Linked DNA regions of Homo sapiens: regions 2 and 3 are each linked to region 1. Evidence: chromatin contacts called from ENCODE Hi-C or POLR2A ChIA-PET data. All regions are on one chromosome and are shown on one strand. Each heading gives the region's core, a stretch centred on a gene start or an enhancer-like site at or near the end of the contact. The rest is flanking DNA. Distances are from core to core; before and after follow the strand shown.

Region 1 (4,105 bases), core at 1,504-4,003:
AATGGCTTAGGATGGGAAAAAAACATCCCATACATAGTCATCCTGACTCATTCAATACCAAGACAACATACTCAAGTCTATCCTTATAATTTAATTTATCCAGTTTCGCAGCCGGTGGGGTCTTTTTCTAAACTCTTGCATTGTGATAGTGTCAATCTTTTTTTTTTTTTTTTTTGGAGACAGAGTCTCGTCTTTTGCCCAAGCTGCAGTGCAGTGGCACGATCCCTGCTCACTGCAACCTCTGCCTCCCCGGTTCAAGCAATTCTCCTGCCTCAGCCTCCTGAGTAGCTGGGATTACAGGTGTGCAACACCATGCCCAGCTAATTTTGTATTTTTAGTAGAGACAGGGTTTCACCATGTTAGCCAGGCTGATCTCAAACTCGACCTCAGGTGATCTGCTCGCCTCAGCCTCCCCAAGTGCTGGGATTACAGGCATGAGCCACCATGCCAATCTTTAAGAACTTGCCTCAGGTACACCTAACTGCTAAGTCAAATTCCTTTGACTGTTAATCCTGCATTATAATTCTCTTCTTACTTAGTTGTATTTAATTGTTATTTTCTCTAAATTCACTTTCTAAAATCTTTAAAAACCACCTAGTAATTACTCCAAACATTTGGCCATTATCATCACTTTAAGGGAGGATAATGATCTAAGCTAAGGGAAGTCATTTCTTTTGGCTCCAAAAGACTGGACTTCTGTATGTCTAATTCCTTAGTTTAGAATTTTTGGGGGCAGGGCACAGTGGCTCAGGCCTGTAATCCCAGCACTTTGGGAGGCCGAAGCGGGTGGATCACTTGAGCTCAGGAGTTTGAGACCAGCCTGGGCAAGATGGCCAAAACCTGCCTCTATTTTTAAAAGCACAAAAATCAGCCAGGTGTGGTGGTGCACACCTGTAATCCTAGCTACTCAGGAGGCGGGGGCATGAGAATCATTTGAATCCAGGAGGAAGAGGTTGCAGTGAGCTGAGATCACGCCACTGCACTCCAGCCTGGGCTAGAGTGAGACCCTGTCTCAAAAAAAAAAAAAAAAAAAAGAATTTGTTGAAAAGCCCAAATAAAGTCTTTACTCTCTATCTGATCATAAAATGTGACTCTTACAAATTAGACATAAAAATATCCAAGCTGATATCTCCTTGCCTATAAAGCAAGAAAAGGGACATTTCTCCTTTGCAAATCCTAAGCTTAGGCTTTTCAATTTTCAGTCAGTCGCCTAGGCTGGAGTGCAGTGGCATGAACATGGCTCACTGCCTTCAGGGCTCAAGTGATCCTCCTGTCTCAGCCTCCCGAGTAGCTGGGACAACAGGTGTGCATGACCATGCCCAACTAATTTTTTTGTTGTCGTTGTTTTGTAGAGATAGGATCTGGTCATGTTGCTCAGGCTGGTCTTGAACTCCTGGGCTCAAGCAATCCTCCCACCTTGGCCTCCCAAAGTGCTGGGATTACAGACATAAGCCATTGAACTCAGCCACGATTATAGTCCTAAACACCCTGTATGAAAATACTTTAATACAAAAATGATGCTCTTCTTTGTCCTGAAGTTGTCATTATTTCATCTTCAAGATTAGAACTTCTTTGAATGTAGGAAGTGGTTCTTATTCTGTGTCTCCCACTATGCCTTAAGAGAGGGCCTCATATGGAGCTCTAGCATCTCTCGCTGATGCTTTCTGACAATCTCTTGCTCTGTCACCTTTGTACTCCTAAGGCCATCAGTCCTTTAGTTAGAGAATCATTCATTTAAAAATCTTTCCAAAGTACACTAGTCCCTATATCCTGTAATTACACAAGAAAGTCTAACCAGTGCCAAGTTCTGTTAAACACTTGGAGAAGAAGGGGTAGGAATCTCGATTGCTTTGCTTGCTGTTCATAAGGAAGAATTTAAGGCTGTCACAAGCAGGCCATGCCTAGGAAAGATTCTGGTAAAGATATCTTTCTGCTGAAGGCACCCGACCTGTGTTAGCTCTGAGGAATGGGCTAGAAGCAGACAGAACACCTACCATAAGCTATATATACTAGCAATACAGAGAGGACTTCCAAGGTCCTACAAGATCCTGGCATCCCTCTGACCTCATCTCCCACCACTCTCACCGCAGCAGACACAGGAAACAGGAAGGAATGGACAAGACGGGAGTGGTTGACAACGGGTCCAACTAAAAGGCACGACGCTAGAGGGTATCGACCAGATCCTGAAGATGGGGAACGGTCAACAGTCTTGAAACAGAGGAGTGACACGGTCCCGGATGCTCACTTTGAGTGCAAAGTGGGGACCGGAATGGATGCAGAGTACAAAGGAGGCAGGGAGACCACTTAGGAGAAGAACCACGGAGCGAGGATGGGGCTGCCTGACGCGTCTAGGAGAAGGACTTGTAGAATGGATCCAGAGGGATGGCAGGAAGCCATGAGCTCAGCGTAGGGCAGGATAACCCTACAGAGACTGTCTACGGGAGCCTGAGGGTCAGGGCGGGAGGGAGAAGGTGGGACCTGAAGGAGGAAGTGAAAACCCGCAACAGCCGAAGGCTGCGGGAGTCCTCTCAAAGCATCTCCCCGGCGCCCCAGCCCAACCACCTCAGCGGCCTCCCTCCTCCCCGCCTCCCCTTGCTGGCCCGCTGACCGAACGAGTTGAGAAAGTCTGCGATTTTCTTGATGCTGCTGGTGATTATCTCAATGTACTCCCGGTTAGCCCAGTCCTGGTGAATCTCCCGCTGCACCGGATCCTCCTGTCCCGCCATGGCCGCCGCCTGAGGAAGAGCGACTGCGCAGGCGCCCCGACCCTACAGGCCTCTAGTGCGCCTGCGCTGCCAGGCCACACCCATCCTCTTGAGCACCCACGAATTCTCGGGCACTATGATAGGCCTGTGCAACGTCACGTCCTCGCCGGCGTTTGCTCTCTACTCCCACGCTATAGAACACAGAAGCCTGGACGCCGGCGGCGAGGTTGTAGTGCACGCGCGTTATGGTCGTTACACGGCGCGTGGGGTCTTGCCGTCTCCCTCAACTGCTCCAGGCTCAGGTTGCGCACTCAGTGTCCGCAGTGAGATGGGCACAGTCGATTAAATCACATTAAATACAAGTCTTTTTTTTTTTTAGACGGAGTCTAAAAAATAATATGGTCATAAATAGCTGGGCACACTGCAAACTGGAACAGTCCCTTTCAGAAGGAAATTTGTGTTTTTGTGTTGTTTTTTGAGACAAGGTTTTTTCTTGTTTTTTGTTTTTTTGAGACGGAGTCTTGCTCTGTCGCCCAGGCTGGAGTGCAGTGGTGTGATCTCGGCTCACTGCAACCTCCGCCTCCCAGGTTCAAGCTATTCTCCTGCCTCAACCTCCCGAGTAGCTGGAATTACAGGCGCACACCACCACGCCCGGCTAATTTTTTTGTATTTTTAGTTGAGATGGTGTTTCACCATGTTGGCCAGACTGGTCTCGAACTCCTGACTTCAGGCAATCCGCCCGCCTCGGCCTCCCAAAGTGCTGGGATTACAGGTGTGAGCCACCTCGCCCAGCCTGAGACAAGGTCTTACTGTCGCCCAGGCTGGAATGCAATGGCATGATCATGGCTCACTGCAGCCTCGAACTCCTGGGCTTGAACTCCTGGGCTCAAGCTATCCTCCAGCCTCAGCCTCTGGTGTAGTTGGGACTACAGGCTCACGTCACCACGCCTGGCTAATTTGTGTATTTTTTGTAGACACGGGGTTTCACCATGTTGGCCAGGCTGGTCTCGAACTGACAGGTGATCTACCCACCTCGGCCTCCCAAAGTGCTGGGATTATACGCATGAGCCACCATGCCCGGCCTATTATGCAGTCATTTAAATGCTAATTATGAACACAAGCAACATGAAAACACATACAATAAATTGAGGGGAAAAACAAAATACCCTCCCTCCCTCCCTTCCTTCCTTCCTTTTCTTACTTTTTTTTTTTAAGACAGAGTTTCTCTGTTAATGCCCAGACTGGAGTGCAATGGCACGATCTTGGCTCACTGTGACCTCTGCCTCCCGGGTTCAAGTGATTCTCCTGCCTCAGCCTCCCAAGTAGCTGGGATTACAGGTGCCCGCTACCACACCTGGCTATTTTTTGTATTTTTTAGTAGAGACGGGGTTTCAGCATGT
Region 2 (4,072 bases), core at 308-2,807, 66 kb before region 1:
CAGTCACATCCAGGCACATCCCCTGGAGAGGTAAGTCCCTCAGGAAGCCACTTCATGTCCAGGACTTCTGGTGTGTGGGGCTTTCAAGTACTGTTTTCTTCAAATTTATCATTAACACCCTTTAAGAGGTGGTGGGCATCCAGCCAGGCGCGGTGGCTCACGGCTGTAATCCTGGCACTTTGGAAGGCCGAGGTGGGCAGATCACTTGAGGCCAGGAGTTCAAGAATAGCCTGGCCAACATGGTGAAACCCCATCTCTATTAAAAATTCAAAAACTTAACCAGATGCAGCGGGGCACACCTATAATCCTAGCTACTTGGGAGGCTGAGGCAGGAGAACCACTTGAACTCCAGAAGCAGAGGTTGCAGTAAGCTGAGATCGCACTACTGCACTCCAGCCTCAGTGACAGAAAGAGACTCCGTCTCAAAAAAAAAAAAACAAATTAGTGGGCATCTGTTTGAACTACTATAGAGATAACAAAAAATTAAAATTAAAAAAATAAAGGGCCTGGCGCAGTGGCTCAGCCTGTAATCCCAGCACTTTGGGAGGCTGAGGCGGGCAGATCACCTGAGGTCAGGAGTTTGAGACTAGCCTAGCCAACATGGCGAAACCCCATCTCTACTAAAAATACAAGGCCGGGCGCAGTGGCTCACGCCTGTAATCCCAGCACTTTGGGAGGCCGAGGCGGGCGGATCACGTGGTCAGGAGATCGAGACCATCCTGGCTAACAGGTGAAACCCCGTCTCTAACTAAAATACAAAAAATTAGCCGGGCGTGGTGGCGGGCACCTGTAGTCCCACCTACTCGGGAGGCTGAGGCAGGAGAATGGCATGAACCTGGGAGGCGGAGCTTGCAGTGAGCCGAGATCGTGCCACCGCACTCCAGGCTGGGCGACAGAGTGAGACTCTGTCCCAAAAAAAAAAAAAGAAAAAAAGAAAATGATGTAGCTGGGCACAGTGGCTCACACCTGTAATCCCAGCACTTTGGGAGGCCAAGGCCGGTGGATCACCTCGGGTCAGGAGTTCGAGACCAGCCTGGCCAATATGGTGAAACCCCCGTCTCTACTGAAAATACAAAAATTAGCCAGGTGTGGTGGCAGGTGCCTGTAGTCCCAGCTACTTGGGAGGCTGAGGGAAGAGAATCGCTTGAACCTGGGAGGCAGAGGTTGCGGTGAGCCAAGATTGCGCCACTGCACTCCAGCCTGGGTGACAGAGCAAGACTCCATCTCAAAAAAAAAAAAAAAGAAAAGAAAAAGAAAAAAAAGAAAATGATGCTTACTCAGGAATAGGGCATTGGAATGAGAGTACACGTGCCATAGTAAACTAAGTGTGTATCCAGGGAGGTTTTTCAAAGGAAAAGTGAAGAGGATTACATAACTGTTTTGAGATAACTATCCTTGAATAACAAGAGTGATTCCAGTCTCCAGGGTCGGATAGGCATTTGCTGGGCAGATGTCCTCGCAGAAGTATTTTTTGTGTGTGGTTACAATGGTCTTTATGCAAGGTTGTGGTTTTTGTAGAGTCTTCCGTGACAGTTATTGTTGTTGGGCATTTATGCATGACAGTCCTCCCTTCATGGCCTTCCCTAGTTCTATTTGTCAGGGTTATTTATTTTTGAAATGGAGTCTCGCTCTGTCACCCAGGCTGGAGTGCAGTGTGCAATCTCCCCTCACTGCAACCTCCGCCTCCCAGGTTCAAGCAATTCTCCTGCCTCAGCCTCATGAGTAGCTGGGACTACAGGAGCCCAGCTAATTTTTTTGTATTTTTAGTAGAAACAGGGTTTCACCATGTTGGTCTGACTGGTTTCAAACTCCTGACCTCAGGTGATCTACCCGCCTCGGCCTCCCAAAGTGATGGGATTACACGCGTGAGCCACCATGCCCAGCCAAGGGTTATTTTTTTTTTTAACACAAAGTCACTCCATATTGATTCTGACAACTTTCGCAGGGGGAATGTAAGGAGAGGAACGGCAGCGGCTCAGGAGCACCGGGCAGGGAGGGGTTTCAGGTGGGTTCCAGGAATGGGGAGGCTGTGGCCTGGGCAGCTAGCTGACCCTCTCCACTCTGAGGAGGAAGGTGTGCTTAGGGAGGCAGCCAGCAGGGGTGGAGACAGAAGTCCAGGGGATGGGGAGGACCATGACTCAAGAGGAGCCACCACTATGCTGCTGGGGGCACACAGAGGAGTCAGGGTCCAGCCTGTGCAGAAGCAGGCCCAGCCACCGTCCTGTGCTGGAACATCACTCCCATTGGTAGCCAGATCGCCCCATTCCCGACCCCAGACAGGAGGGCCTGGAAAGTTGCTTGCCAGCTGAAGGGAGGAGATGTTCTCGCTGCCCCACTGGCCTCCCCGTGACTGGTGTGGTCTGCCCCACAATGCCCCCAAAAGCCCAGCCTGGGCTGTAGCTCTAGATCTCTCCACCTGCACGTCCACCACAGCATCCCCTGCTCTCCTGGTTTATCTCAGAGGGTGGTACTCTCTAGGCCCCCACCCTCAGGCCTTTGCTCCCAGTCCCCCCTCCTGGAAGCCCTCAATGACTCCAGAAGACCTGAGGGATAGGCAGGTGCTGAATCTGGTCTGATGGTCCAGCCAGGTGGTTCCCAGCTCAGGAACCCCAGACAGGACAGCTCCTCCCCAGGTGTCTGGGGCTCCCACCACTGGCTCCTCAGGGCCCTTGCACATGCTGGCCCCTCTCTCCTGAGCTCTTACCCAATGCGTCATGTGGCTGTCTTCTTCCTATTCCTCTAGGTTCACATCCTCACACTGGCCTTCCTTGACCCCCTGTCCTAGGAGGCTCCCCTATCTGGTCACTGTATCCTGCCTGCCCATTTCTGTACTAGTTTTCCTATGCATTAACTGTCTCCTCACAAGACTGTGTCCTCATGAGGGCGGAGGACCTGTCACATTGCCTGTGCTGTATTCCAGAACCTAGGGCAGAACCAGGCAGGTGCTCAGTTAAGTACATGCAGAAGACTGGCTCCCTGCCCTACGCTGAGGGGGTCTCTTTGGGGATGTGAGGAGGGGTGGGGGTAACCAGACCCCCCATCCCCACTGCCTTCTGCTGAGCACCAGCTGAACATCAGGCACTTATTCTCTTCGACTTCACAGCCACCCTTCAGGGTAGGGAGGTATTACCAGCTAAATATGTCCCCATCACACATGATCCTGTTCTCTCAGAGGAGGGTAATTTGTTAATACTAAATATCAATCAACACTTAAAATGCAAAAACCTTCAACCCAGACATTCCAATACTATAATAGAAAGCCATCCCATGGCTACACTTACATGTGTGCAAAACAGGCTCTATACATCTAAGTGTATCATGACACTATACAGAATAGAAAAATGGCTGGGCATGGTGGCTCACACCTGTAATCCCAGCACTTTGGGAGGCCAAGGTGGGCAGATCACCTGAGGTTGGAAGTTGGAGATCAGCCTGGTCAACATAGTGAAACCCTGTCTCTACTAAAACTACAAAAAGTTGACTGGGCACGGTGGCTCACACCTATAATCCCAGCACTTTGGAAGGCCAAGGCAGGTGGATCATTTGAGGTCAGGAGTTTGAGACCAGCTTGGCCAACACAGTGAAACCCCGTCTATACTAAAAATACAAAAATTAGCCGGGCATGGTGGTGGGTATCTGTGGTCCCAGCTACTCAGGAAGCTGAGGCAGGAGAATCACTTGAACCCAGGAGGCAGAGGCTGCAATGAGCCGAGATCTCACCACTGCACTCCAGCCTGGGCAACAGAGAGAGACTTCATATAAAAAAAAAAAAAATTAGCTGGATGTGGTAGTGGGCACCTGTAATCACAGCTACTTGGGAGGCTGAGGCAGGAGAATCTCTTGAACATGGGAGGTGGAGGTTGTGGTGAGCCAAGATCGTGCCACTGCTCTCCAGCCTGGGAGACAGAGTGAAACTTCATCTCAAAAAAAAAAAAAACAACTGAAAAATGCTAGAAGGAACATAAACACATCTCAATAGGGGCAAACAAATCATAGAGCATCTGTCAAAGGAATACAATGTAGCTATTAGAAAGAATGTGTCAATATGAAAAGTCCCCAAGGTCTTTGCTAG
Region 3 (4,041 bases), core at 448-2,947, 110 kb before region 1:
AATGGAAATTGTTTTTATTATAGAAACTTGTTTAAAAGGGCTGAAATTAACTTTTATCAATTTGAGGAAAATCCCTAATGAATTGCCTGATATATAGAGAAGTGCTTTCTCTTTTATACAAGTGCTTTCTATAAACATTCCAAAATCTTTTTTTTTTTTTTTTTTTTGAGATGGAGTCTCGCTCTGTCACCCAGGCTGGAGTGCAGTGGCATAATCTTGGTTCACTGCAACCTCTGCCTCCCAGGTTCAAGTGATTCTCCTGCCTCAGCCTCCCGAGTAGCTGGGATTACAGGCACATGCGACCACACCTGGATAATGTTGGGGGTTTTTTGTAAGTTTTTTCTTTTCTTTTTTTTTAATAGAGACAGGGTTTCACCATGTTGGCCAGGCTGGTCTTGAACTCCTGGTCTCAAATGATCCACCCACATCAGTCTCCCAAAGGCTGTGATCACAGGCATGAGCCACCGCACCAAGCCCCAGATGCTATTATCATGAAAAAGCAATGGTTGGCTGGCAGGTGGGGATGGGAGGTTAAAGCTGCTTTGTGGGGATGCAAATGCAACCTTGTACCGGGCCTCATTTGCATGTGTAAAACTAGCTAGAATTGAGGTCGTTGCCCTCTCTACAGAGCTGTGAGGCCCAAATATACCTCCCAGCCAGATGTGACAAGTTCCCTTACCAGGTAAACCGGGCTTCGGTTGTTATCCATTGCAGGGATGCCCGTGAGGACCTCGGCCAACACCTGGAGAGAACAGAACGTGAGTTAGCATGGTTCAGACGCTCGTGCACACAGCCAGGCAGCAGATTCTGTCTTCTCTTCTCAGTTCTGAGCTCCAGGTGCAGCTCTGCCATTGCCAGCAGACACACCTGCCCAAAATCTGGAACATGGGAATATCACTAAACACCTCCTCCAATTAAAGATGCCACCAAGCTGCCAGTGGAAGGTTGTAATTAATTGATAGCCAGGCAGAGAAGATGGTTTTCAAAAATTCATGTGTGTGTGTGTTTATATGTATTACCATAAGATATATATAGGTATAGATAAATATAGATACACACACACGTATATATACACTATTTTTTAAAGATTGTTTCATTTAAAAATCCTTCAGCTGGCTGGGCACGGTGGATCATGCCTGTAATCCCAGCACTTTGGGAGGCTGAGGTGGGCGGATCACGTGGTCAGGAGATCGAGACCATCCTGGCTAACACAGCGAAACCCCGTCTCTACTAAAGATACAAAAAAATGAGCCAGGCGCGGTGGCGGGTGCCTGTAGTCCCAGGTGCTTGGGAGGCTGAGGCAGGAGAATGGCGTGAACCTGGGAGGTGGATCTTGCAGTGAACTGAGATCGCACCACTGCACTCCAGCCTGGGCGACAGAGCAAGACTCCGTCTCAAAAAAAAAAAAAAACACCAAAAAACCTTCAGCTATGGCAAGCAGGCATTGCTCTGTGAATCTCAGGGAAGGAAAGACTCTGCATGCAGGCAGGTATCTATTCTAGACAAATCTTGCAGCATCCATAGCATGTTTCACTCACAGGCCTTTACTAACATTATTTATTCATTAGCGCATCCACTCGCAGAAGGAGCACAACCCTGTATACGTGTAAGTCACCACAAAATTGGCAAACCATGATATATGTCTTCATAAACAGGAAACTGCTTTGAACAGGGTTTCTCAGTAGAGACAATGCTATGATGGCTAAGGGCTCTACAGTCAGGCCTGAGTTCAAATTCTGACTCTGTTCCTTATATGCTCAGGTGATCTTTAGGCAAGTAACTAAAACCTGAGCCTCAGTGTCCTCATCTGTTAAATGGGGACTAGCAGTTGTGAATATTAAAGGTGTGAAGACCCCACACTTAGTGTGGAACCTCTCTCCCACAGCATCTCTCAAAGCAAGTCAGAATAGGGTCACATTTATAGCCAAGAATCCCTCCAAGCCTGGAGGAAGGAAAGGATAAAGGTTTTAAACCACCCAGGATTAATAACAGACTGGCAGTGACCAGAAAAGGGCAGCAGAGGGCATCACTGCTGCAAGTGGGACAGGAGCCAATTGAAAAGGGACTCCTGACAGGTCCCTGCCAGGAAGGGACAGAACAAGGGGAAATGAATAAACAAAGACTTCCTGTGCCCCTTTCACAGAGCAGGCTCTGAGCCAAGTCCTTTATAGAGGTCACTGAGCACTCACCAAAAAACACTGAGCAATGCACTGTGATCCCCACAGGAGGAATCAAAGTTCAAAAGCGTTATCAGTCAACCAGAGGCAGGGCTGAGCAAAAGGGTGGCAGGAGCCAGGAGGCATTCAATGAATGAATGGATGGATGGGTGGTAGATGGATGGATGGATGGATGGATGGATGGATGGATGGATGGATGGATGGATGGGTATGTGGGTGGGAGGGTGGGTGCATGGGTGGATGAATAGATGGATAGGTGGGAGGGTGAATGGATGGATGAGGAAGTCATCTGTGACGCTAACACACCAGTTAGAAGGTCAAGAGTAAACAGATATCAGAAGGAGGGTGTAAAGGTGGGAATAACAATAACCACAGTCATCATAATATTCTTGGTAGGTGCAGGGTGCAGGGTGCCATGCTCACCTGCTTATATACATTATCCCATTCATCTCCATGTGTATCGTTAGCCCCATCTTACAGAAGGCTTAACTGAGGCCCAGAGACAGAAGTGCTAGGTGTAAGTCACACAGCTGAAAGTAACTGAGCCGGGCCTAGGGGTTCTATCCCCCTGGTTCTTTTTTTTCTTTTTTTTTTTTTTTGAGACAGAATCTTGCTCTGTTGCCCAGGCTGGAGTGCAATGGCGCGATCTCGGCTTACTGCAACCTCTGCCTCCCAGGTTCAAGTGATTCTCCTGACTCAGCCTCCCAGGTAGCTGCGATTACAGGCACATGCCACCACACTCAGCTAATTTTTGTATTTTTAGTAGAGCCGGGGTTTCACCATGTTGGCCAGGTTGGTCTTGAACTCCTGACCTCAGGTGATCTGCCCACATCGGCCTCCCAAAGTACTGAGATTTTAGGCATGTGCCACCACTCCCTGCCCATCCCCCTGGTTCTTAAAGGAGAAGGAGCCTGGACTAGCCCTGCTGAGCTTCACTGAACAACTTGCAGTGGGGCTGAGGGAGGCAGAGGAACCAGCTGGGAGACACGGAGGTGCAGAATCTGGGGTTCTGGCTGAGGGCAGAGGTGACTCAGGGCCACGGTTCTGGTAGCAGAGGTAGACAGACAGGAGACTGTGGTCAGAGAGAGGAAGTACAGAGTTCAAGGCTAGAGAAGAAAAGAGGGTGAGGCCCAAGGGGCAGCTGTATGCACTTGGCTGAAGCCAACCTGACTGTTACTCTTCTCAGCCAGCATTTCCCAGACTGGGTTCCATGGAACACTGACAAGGACAGATATTCTGAGAACACAAGGTTCCATAGTCAAATGAGCTTGGGAAACACTGCATACCCCTCTCTGGTGAATTCACAAGTACCAGATTAAAGGCTCACTACCATTCAACCAGCTTGAATTAATCTTGTGGTAAAGAAACCTGCTTGACTTTGCCTAATGCAATATTTCCAAGCCTGTCAGGGCACAAACCCTTTTAACACATCAATCCTAGAGGTCCGAAGGAACTGGAGTTCTACAGAAATATACTTTGGAGACTGCTACATGCAGACCATGAGCTCCTGAGGGGAGGGACTGTGTTTTTGTTACATTCATATTCCTAGTGCCTGGCACGACATAATGGCAGACAAGGATGGTGGTGGTGGTAGGGTGGGATGCTGGGTGGGTCAGTGGTCGCTGAATGGATGGGCAGCTAAAGGGTAGATGGATGATCGGACAGCGATGAACAAATAAGGACAAATAGACAACTGGATGGACAAGTGGATGGCTGGATGGGAATTACGGAAGTCAGGAGAGGATATCTGGAGCCTACTAGAACCTGGACACTCATGAGTGGTTTTCCTTCAAGGGCTGGCAAATTTCTTCTGTAACACGCCACACAGTAAATATGTGAGCTTTTGGGGAGCATGTTCAGTCTC

What was found. Hi-C counts contacts between places; a loop is a spot of excess contacts on that map. ChIA-PET counts read pairs that join two places held with the same protein, here RNA polymerase II (POLR2A). Pooled maps may share reads with other maps.
Region 2: a loop to region 1 is called in a pooled map, with 3 times the contacts of the local background. The contact joins the enhancer-like site here to the promoter of BRK1 in region 1. A Hi-C loop is called at or near these places in 3 of 168 maps with a recorded cell type or tissue (B cell, endothelial cell of umbilical vein and naive thymus-derived CD4-positive, alpha-beta T cell), 6 of 37 single-sample maps with no recorded cell type and 15 of 50 pooled maps. POLR2A ChIA-PET finds 5 or more read pairs at or near these places in 18 of 52 experiments (A673, B cell, GM10248 and 12 more).
Region 3: a loop to region 1 is called in a map of CD4-positive, alpha-beta T cell, with 10 times the contacts of the local background. The contact joins the enhancer-like site here to the promoter of BRK1 in region 1. A Hi-C loop is called at or near these places in 24 of 168 maps with a recorded cell type or tissue (B cell, CD4-positive, alpha-beta T cell, CD4-positive, alpha-beta memory T cell and 20 more), 36 of 37 single-sample maps with no recorded cell type and 29 of 50 pooled maps. POLR2A ChIA-PET finds 5 or more read pairs at or near these places in 20 of 52 experiments (A673, CD8-positive, alpha-beta memory T cell, GM10248 and 16 more).

The regions. Positions count from the first base shown.
Region 1 is chr3:10,114,323-10,118,427 of GRCh38, reverse strand. It overlaps BRK1 (BRICK1 subunit of SCAR/WAVE actin nucleating complex), which reads right to left and starts at 2,753. Exons shown (of 3, transcript NM_018462.5): 1 at 2,609-2,753. The coding sequence starts at 2,726. RefSeq lists enhancers at 2,156-2,205, 2,656-2,945.
Region 2 is chr3:10,179,141-10,183,212 of GRCh38, reverse strand. All of the region lies in intron 2 of IRAK2 (interleukin 1 receptor associated kinase 2), which reads right to left. Among named protein-coding and RNA genes, the nearest start is that of IRAK2, 16 kb to the right of the region's middle. Within about 2 kb of position 1,557, at least 3 of the 41 ENCODE cell types and tissues checked have a DNase peak (open chromatin) inside an H3K27ac peak, as active enhancers do; they include B cell and OCI-LY7, where a contact is called at or near this core.
Region 3 is chr3:10,223,072-10,227,112 of GRCh38, reverse strand. It overlaps IRAK2 (interleukin 1 receptor associated kinase 2), which reads right to left. Exons shown (of 13, transcript NM_001570.4): 10 at 680-742. Among named protein-coding and RNA genes, the nearest start is that of TATDN2, 23 kb to the left of the region's middle. RefSeq lists a silencer at 394-688 and enhancers at 802-851, 1,027-1,809. Within about 2 kb of position 1,697, at least 13 of the 41 ENCODE cell types and tissues checked have a DNase peak (open chromatin) inside an H3K27ac peak, as active enhancers do; they include CD4-positive, alpha-beta T cell, CD8-positive, alpha-beta T cell, GM12878 and 5 more, where a contact is called at or near this core.